2 separate regions of the Homo sapiens genome follow, and region 1 is linked to region 2. Evidence: read pairs that join two places in POLR2A ChIA-PET (ENCODE). Cell type or tissue: PC-3. All regions are shown on one strand. Each heading gives the region's core, and the rest is flanking DNA. Links, peaks and the distances in the headings are about the cores only.

The links. Peaks named below come from ENCODE experiments on the same cell type or tissue, not always from the same donor. Only the 100,000 strongest peaks of a DNase experiment are listed, where the experiment ranks them.
Region 1: POLR2A ChIA-PET joins it to region 2 with 5 read pairs; 2 of 35 experiments call an interaction of 5 or more read pairs at or near these places.

Annotation. Positions count from the first base shown.
Region 1 is chr12:89,251,934-89,256,338 of GRCh38, reverse strand. No RefSeq gene overlaps it. Among named protein-coding and RNA genes, the nearest start is that of DUSP6, 98 kb to the left of the region's middle. In PC-3, for the core only: no CTCF peak of the experiment used is centred there; a DNase peak (open chromatin) is centred at 2,648; H3K27ac peaks cover 1,717 bases.
Region 2 is chr12:89,152,566-89,156,970 of GRCh38, reverse strand. No RefSeq gene overlaps it. Among named protein-coding and RNA genes, the nearest start is that of LINC02458, 140 kb to the right of the region's middle. In PC-3, for the core only: no CTCF peak of the experiment used is centred there; no DNase peak of the experiment used is centred there.

The DNA of each region.
Region 1 (4,405 bases), core at 332-4,331, 99 kb before region 2:
AAGACACTAAAGATCAGAGAGATTAAGTAATTTGCTCAAGATCACATAGCTCTTAAGTGATGGAGCTGATATTTGCTACTGGTCTGACTGGTTCTAAAGCTTGTTATATCTACCATCTGTGTATGTTGAGAGCAGTGGTTCTCAACTAGGAGAAATTTTGCTTCCCGGGGGTATTTGACAATGTCTGGAGACATTTTTGACTGCTACAACTAGGGGGATGCTACTGGAGTCAAGTGGGTAGAGGCCAGGGAGACTGCTAAACAGCCCACAGTGCACAGGATGACTCCTCTAAATAAAGAATTATCTGGCCCAAAGCATCATTGGTGTCAAAGTTGAGAAACACAGAAGTTAGGCCTTACTACTTAGAATATTGGTACATGCCTTGGCCCTCACTAAATTATAGCAGGTGATTTGTATCCATTTAGATTGCTAATCTCTGGAAATAGGGAACTTCTGTTCTTGTGTTAAAGCAGTACATTTTTATTAGTGAATAAGGATTAGTTCTTTGTTTTAGACTGGAGCTGATTTATGTTTTGTGAAAAAAGAGTAAGATTTTGAAGGTGTGGGAGCAGGGAAATTTACAGAGAGATATATAAAACATTTGAAAATCAATTATTTTATATATTGTTGTACTTAAACACTTTTTATTTTCTTGAGACAGGGTCTTGCTCTGCCTCCTAGGCTGGAGTGCAGTGTCATGATCATGGCTCACGGCAGCCTTAATCTTCGGGGCTCAAGCGATCCTCCCACTTTAGCCTCCTGAGTACCTGGGATCACAAACATGTGAATAAAACTTTCATCTTGATAGGGTTTGGATATTGGTCCACTCTAAATCTCATGTTGAAATGTAATCCCCAGTACTGGAGGTGGGGCCTGGTGGGAGGTATTTGGATTATGAGGATTATGAAGATGGATCCCTCATCAATGGCTTAGCACCGTCCCCTTGGTGATGAGTGAGTTCATATTAGATATGTGCATGGTACCTCCTCACTCTCTCTCTTACTCCCTCTCTTGCCATGTGATGCACCTGCTGCTTCTTCACCTTCTGCCATGGCTGTAAGCTTCCTGAGGCCTTCACCAAAGCAGATACCACTCAGCTTTTGGTGCAGCCTGCCGAACCATAAGCCAATTAAACCTTTTTCTTTATCAATTACCCAGTCTGGGGTATTCCTTTATAGTAATGCAAGAATGGCTTAATACACATCTCAATTAAAAAAATGAGATAAATGATTAATCCACCATCTTTTTTTGAGAAGAGACATGGCTGTGCATAATAGATATATTCAGAACATGAGCCAACATTTGATACTACTCTTAGACTTTTGGTTGTATGGATTTTAAGTACTGGAACTACTTTGACACCAACAAGATCAACTTTTCTTTAAACAGGCATTTTCTAAGAACTTAAAGTGAACATATCTTGTCTTAGGCAACTTAAGGAAGTTATGGTTTATGGGGGTGAAATGATAAACAAACCAGTAGTCCTGACATGAGGGGATTGAGGAATTCAGTGGTGATTCATTGATGATAGAGTGGGATACAGAGGCAGGGATGGGATTCTATGGGTTCATAGGGGAGAAAACTTCTGTCTCCATGGAGGAGGTGGAGTAGGCAGTGAAGGTGAGATTTTAGTCAATCCTTAAAGACGATCAGGGTCTGCATGGCAGGCAATAAGAAGATGGGGAGGTTGGAAAGGGAGGGAAAAGCCCAGGCTACTTAGAACAACTGCACAGTTTTTGCTGAAAATTCAACCTATATGCTGAAACAGGTCTGCTTCTCCCCAGAGGAGGTGGTACCTTTTTCTTTGGACAAAATTTCCTTCCACTTTCTGGTTCGGTCCTCTAGGACTATGATATGGTTTGGCTCTGTGTCCCCACCCAAATCTCACCTTGAATTGTAATAATCCCCACGTCTCGTGGGAGGGAACCAGTGGGAGGTAATTGAATCATGGGTACGTGTTTTTCTGTTCTCGTGATAGTGAATAAGTCTCACAAGATCTGATGGTTTTATGAAAGGGCAGTTCCTGTGCACACTCTCTCTTGCCTGCTGCAATGTAAGACATGTCTTGCTTCCCCTTCACCTTCCACCATGATTGTGAGGCCTCCCCAGGCATGTGGAACTGTGAGTCAATTAAACCTCTTTTCTTTATAAATGACCCAGTCTTGGGTATGTCTTTATCAGCAGCATGAGAACAGACTAATAGAGACTGTATTTTTCTAGAGATGGGGGACTACTAAATATTTGCACTATTTTTTTTATAGCCACAAAAAGGACTTGGTTCTGACATTCTAGATATTGAATACATCTCTTGCAAAGCCATGGAAAAGTGAACTGGGATGACATAGCTTTTATGGCATGAAATGAAGCTTATGGAGTTGCTGGCACACTTTATTACCTCTGTTTCAGGAAAAGCCCTGGTGTCTCTGTGGAAGATTGATGGGTTGATGCTGGGGGAGATGAGATTGGAGTCAGGGGTTCATTGTCATGTCATTCTGGAGCAAATTTAAGTTAGCATAAGTGTAATAAAGCCATAATTAGCTTTAATCCTTTGAAACTAACATTAATGGGGAGATCATCTGCTATAAACATTTTACTGGCAGCAGGATATGAATCATAAATAATCCAAGTTTGGAGGGAACAGCCACCTTATCCAAATACCCTTTTGGCACAAAAAATCAATAAAGTGACACATGCATCTCTTTTAAAGGTTATATAGAGGGCTCTTTCGAAGACAGGTTACTTTTTCCTTTACCAAATTTAACTTTACAAGATGTCTTCAGAATCTTTATTTTCCTGCAATTGTTGAGGAGAATTGATCATTTACTAAATTTGGGTGTAAAATAAAAACAAAATTAATATGATTCTGTGATATTTGTGATGTTGGAGTTTTTAAGAAATCTCAGTAAGCAGTAGTTTCATAAACTCATTGACTCTTTAAATTAGAAAAGATCTTAGAAATAATATCTCTCAACTTCCTAATTTTACAAGTAAGAAACTTGAAGTCCAAAGACATTATGGAATTTGCCTAAGTCCGTGTAGTTAGCTATTGGCTGATCTGGGATCTGAAGCGAATTTTCTGGCTTCTTAGTCTAGGATTTACTCCATCAGAAAATGAAGGTCTCCCCCTCCCCCACCTCAAGAATTTTCAAAACTGGCAGTGATGTGTTTATTTTAATTTCACAGCAAATTTCCCCAGTTCCTCTGTCAAGCAGTACAAGGGATATTCTTCCTCAGTTGTATCAGTTTTAAACAAGTGATTGGGACTGATCTTTGGTTTGCTTGTGTTTTGGTGGTTTCCTTTTTATTCTTTTAGGATCTGGAGATTCTGGTGTATTCTCTTGTTCTTACTGGGAAAAACACAGAAAACTCTCTCTGCTTTGCGAAGTGTGGAGGTTCTTCCCAGATGTATAGTCAAGGAACAGAACAATTGTTAATAAAAACATTCATGAGATTAGGACAAACTCTATTAGCTTAGTGAATGAGTACTTAATGATAAAATATTCTAGATTTCCTGCAGAAGTAAAATATATATGAAGCTCAGACAATGAAAAAAGCAACATATTAAAGTCTCTCAAATAGGTTGAAAAAGATTTGCAAAATGGCATCTGGTAAACTCATTCTTGACTGCAAACAGGAATTATTATTATTTGGCCCCAGAGATATTTTCTCACAGTCAAATGTGGCGGGGAGGCGGGTGGTGTTGTCACTTCATCTGATCTGGTGTTTTATAAACCATAAACTCTGCGTCAGAGTGGGGCTCTTTCTTCTTTTGGAGTTCTCCAGGCTAGCTCAGGCTTGTTCAGGGGGCCCTCCCCATAACTTCTGAATTTTTAAAACATTGAGGCTAAGTGCTGTCATTAATCCAACACAGCTCTACTCCAACTCTTTTCTGGGTCAGCACATTCAGATTTTCCCACATGTAGCTTGGCCTCAGCAAGAGTCGATGACTCAAGTTTCTGTTGTATAAATATGAAGGTTTGTACTTACTGCCTCAATTTATGTTGCTAGGGTCTTTATACCTTGTGTTTGATTCATAACTACTACATCAACTCTCAGATTAAACGGTATATTGTTTGCACTTTCCAATCTTAAATGGTCTTTCAATATAAAGTTAGACCATTTAGATAAGTTTCCCTCTTTAATTCTGTGAAGCAGATACTGTTTATGGTCATGCCCACATATTCTTATCACCTTCTTCCTGAGTTTTTGCTGAGCACATGGTTTCCCAGCATGACTCTGTATTTCCCAGTCTTCCTAGTAGCTGTGTGGCCTTGTGACTAAATTTGGGTTTGTGATCTGAAGTATGGTGACTCTTATGGGTTGTGCTCCTAGAAAGGCATATGGCGTGCTCAATGACTCTTTCTTCCCTTTCTCACTGGAGTTGCCTAGAACCCAGAGATGAAAG
Region 2 (4,405 bases), core at 170-4,169:
GCTATCTTACTGCTTGCCCTTGGTTAAGCTGCAATAATTTTGGCCAGAAGAATGTTCTAAGTCATCTCTCTGCTTTCAGTGGCTCAGGAAACAGAAACTAATTTTTATTTAAATCAATCCAAACCTGATTAGGAAAGGAGTTATGAAGCTACTACATGAAAGCATGAAATTCCTGCCAGAGCCAAACACATTCTTTTAAAATATTCTGTTGATTCCTTCCCATTTGGTTTGTCCATGTCACCTTGATCTCTCCATCAGGGCATATAACTAAGACTTTGCTATATTGAAACTTGATCATTTATTTCATCAATATCAAAAAGCTAACATTGACTTGAAAGATCAGAGAGTTGAAGTCCTCCCTGAAGGATATGAGCCTTAGCTTCCATTTCTTAGTGTTTCTGCTTCTTTGAAATAGGGAAGTTTATAGGTCTTACTTAGTTTCCTGGTGCCCACTGGTCTTTTGTTTTCCTGTGTTTTACAAAACTGAGTCACTGAAACCCTTCCTATTTCACCATCGTACAGACATGGTATCATTATTAAGAAAATAAAACTTTGTATTCTTTGTGGGCTGTCAGAAAATCTGGTTATTAAACACCATTATAGGAGACTGATCCAAGATACTTTGTATGTATTTAAACAGTTGGCCAGTGATGAAGAATAGCTATTCTTTTTAGAGTTGTTCTTTCTGTTGTCAAGTTTGGGTCAGTTGGACCAACTGAAATTTAGAAAGATAAATTGAGTACCAGGTTTTATTTAAATATATAAGAAGCTTATTTAAAGAAGAATTGTAAACATGCCCCTTTTCAATCAGAAATTAATTAAGGATTTTCTTTTTAAAGAGTGCTGGGAGTGAAACCTTGGCAAAGGTGAGATTTTGATAACTCCTACACAATACAGTGCAGGCTAGGAAAGAGGAAATAAGCAAATTCCCTAGGTTAGCCACAAAGAGTCAGTCTGATGGGCATTTTACTTGAGTTCATAAAAGGATCCCTTCTACCAAGTAAGCAAGTAAACTTGACACCAGAATTTGAATATATGGAAGTGATTTCTTAAAAATGTTCTTCTGGTGTTTTGAGAAGTTTGAGTCCAACAAAATTATCTTGGATATCATGTAATACATTTATAAAATTCACCATGATAGATTTCATAATGAGGTGAAGTTACTATAAGTATTTTAAATGATTGCAACTGATTTATAATTAGAGGATGAAAGAAGAAACCATGCGAACTCAAATTTTAGTAGAACTAATGCTGACATTCTTCTCCTTTCTATTTCTTCTTCTCTCTATATAACATTATGTGATTGATTTGTTCACTCCCCCTCCAACATAAACACACACAAAATTATTTTAGGGTAAGTGTTGAGGGGAGGTCCAAGCCAGAGTACACAGGTTCTGTCTGACTATTGGATATGTTTTGTCTGCCTCTACAGAGTGTTTAGAAATTTTTAAATGTATCCTCAACACCAAAGCCAAAAATCTAAATTTCTGGCTTCTCTTGAAAAATGAAGAGATCTTGTGTAACTGGGTCTGAAGTTTCTGTGTGGCCTCAAGAGGCTGGAGCTGAGCAGTGGCACTCACATCCCATTTCCAATAGCCATGAACAACAGGCATACTTAGGAAGTACCACAGGTTCTGTTCCAGACCACCATAATAAATTGAGTCACATGAATTTTTTGTTGTCAACAGAGGGCGTAAAATATTCAGTAAACCATGCAGTAAACAGATGTGCTGTCATCAGGCTTTGTTTTTTCATTTATAGAGCACATACAGAGTAGATTTAGCATCATTCTTAAGGACTCTAGGGTTTTCAGAATGGTAATGAGCATTGGCTTCACACTGAAGTTGAAGGGCACATAAAAGTTGTGTTTACACTATAGTCTGTTAAGTGTGCAATAGCATTATATCTAAAAAAATGTATATACCTCAATTTAAAACATTTTATTGCTAAAAGTGCTAACAGTCATCCCAGCCTTCAGCTCATCATAATCTTTTTACTGGTAGAGTGTATTGCCTCAGTGCTGACAGCTGCTGGCTGATAAGGGTGGTGGTTGCTGACGATTGGGGCGGCTGTGGCAATTTCTTAAGAGAATAAAGTTAGGACTTCATGTCTAAAACACCAAAAGCAATGGCAACAAAAGAAAAAATTGACAAATGGGATCTAATTAAACTAAAGAGCTTCTGCACAGCAAAAGAAACTACCATCAGCGTGAACAGGCAACCTACAAAATGGGAGAAAATTTTCGCAACCTACTCATCTGACAAAGGGCTAATATCCAGAATCTACAATGAACTCAAACAAATTTATAAGAAAAAAACAAACAACCCCATCAAAAAGTGGGCAAAGGATATGAAGAGACACTTTTCAAAATAAGACTTTTATGCAGCCAAAAGATACATGAAAAAATGCTCATCATCACTGCTCATCAGAAAAACGCATATCAAAACCACAATGAGATACCATCTCACACCATTTAGAATGGCGATCATTAAAAAGTCAGGAAACAACAGATGCTGGAGAGGATGTGGAGAAATAGGAACACTTTTACACTGTTGGTGGGACTGTAAACTAGTTCAACCATTGTGGAAGACAGTGTGGCGATTCATCAGGGATCTAGAACTAGAAATACCATTTGACCCAGCCATCCCATTACTGGGTATATACCCAAAGGACTATAAATTGTGCTGCTATAAAGACACATACACACATATGTTTATTGCAGCACTATTCACAATACAAAGACTTGGAACCAACCCAAATGTCCAACAACAATAGACTGGATTAAGAAAATGTGGCACATATACACTATGGAATACTATGCAGCCATAAAAAATGATGAGTTCATGTCCTTTGTAGGGACATGGATGAGATTGGAAATCATCATTCTCAGTAAACTATCGCAAGAACAAAAAACCAAACACCGCATATTCTCACTCATAGGTGGGAATTGAACAATGAGATCACATGGACACAGGAAGGGGAACATCACACTCTGGGGACTGTTGTGGGGTGGGGGGAAGGGGGAGGGATAGCTTTAGGAGATATACATAATGCTAAATGACGAGTTAATGGGTGCAGCACACCAGCATGGCACATGTATACATATGTAACTAACCTGCACATTGTGCACATGTACCCTAAAACTTAAAGTATAATAATAATAAAATTAAATTAAAAAAAAAAGACAGTAAAGTTTGCCACATGGATTGACTCTTCCTTTCATGAAAAATTTCTCTGTAGAATGCTCTGATGTTTGATAGCATTTTACCCACAATAGAACTTGTTTTAAAATTGGAGTCAATCCTCTCAAACTCTGCTGCTGTTTTTCAACTACATTTATGGAATATTCTAAATTCTTTGTTGTCATTTTCAACAATGTCCACCACTTCTTGACCAGGAGTAGATTCCATCTCAAGATACCACTGTCTTTGCTCATCCATTGTAGGCAACTTGTCATCCTTTCAAGTTTTATCATGAGATTGCAACAGTTCACTCACATCTTCAAACTCCACTTCTAATTCTAGCTCTCTTGCTATTCCACCACATCTACAGTTACTTCCTCTAACCCAAAGACAGTTTAAAGCCTGATAGCCAAGCTACAAGTTAAATCCTTGGACTGGCATTGAGAACTTGTCTTCCCATTTGGTGCTCTTTCCTCTGATCCCCACCTTTCACCTATTTTAAATGCACCTACCCTTTCCTAATTGGTTTTCTACACTGTCATGCCCACCTTTGAGTGGTGTCTTTGCTTTAACCTTTTTTTTTTTTTTTGCACATTCACAAACCAATCAGCATGCACTCACTATTCTGAGTACATAAAAGGCACTGGACCCAGCCACATGGGGGACTTCACTGTCTTTGGGTAGGAGGACCACCCCCGCGTCCCATCTCTGCTCAGAGTTGTTTCATCGCTCAATAAAATTATTCCATCTTCCTCATCCTTCAATTTCAAGCATCCTCATTCTTCTTGGGTGTGGTATATGAGCTTGGAAACCACTGAACGTGGGTCCAAGCTATAACACAGGCGAGCTGGGGCATGCCTTTATGGCTGAGTGGGGACCCAGGCAGGGCATTGCTGGCCAGAAGTCCCTGGCTTGCAAAGTGACCAGGAAGAAAAATCCTGCATCATTAGTAGTGTGAGAATGGACTAATACAACCCCTGAGGTATCACTATCTATGACAGCTATAGCCTTATGAAATGTATTTCTTAAATAATAAGACTTGAAAGTTGATACTACTCCTTGACCCCTGAGCTACAAAATGGATGTTGTGTTAGCAGGCATGAAAACAACATTAATCTTCTTATATGTCTCCATCAGAGCTCTTGAGTGACCAGGTGCACTGTCAATGAGCAGTAATATTTTTAAAGAAATCATTTTTTTCTGAGCAGTACGTGTCAACAGTT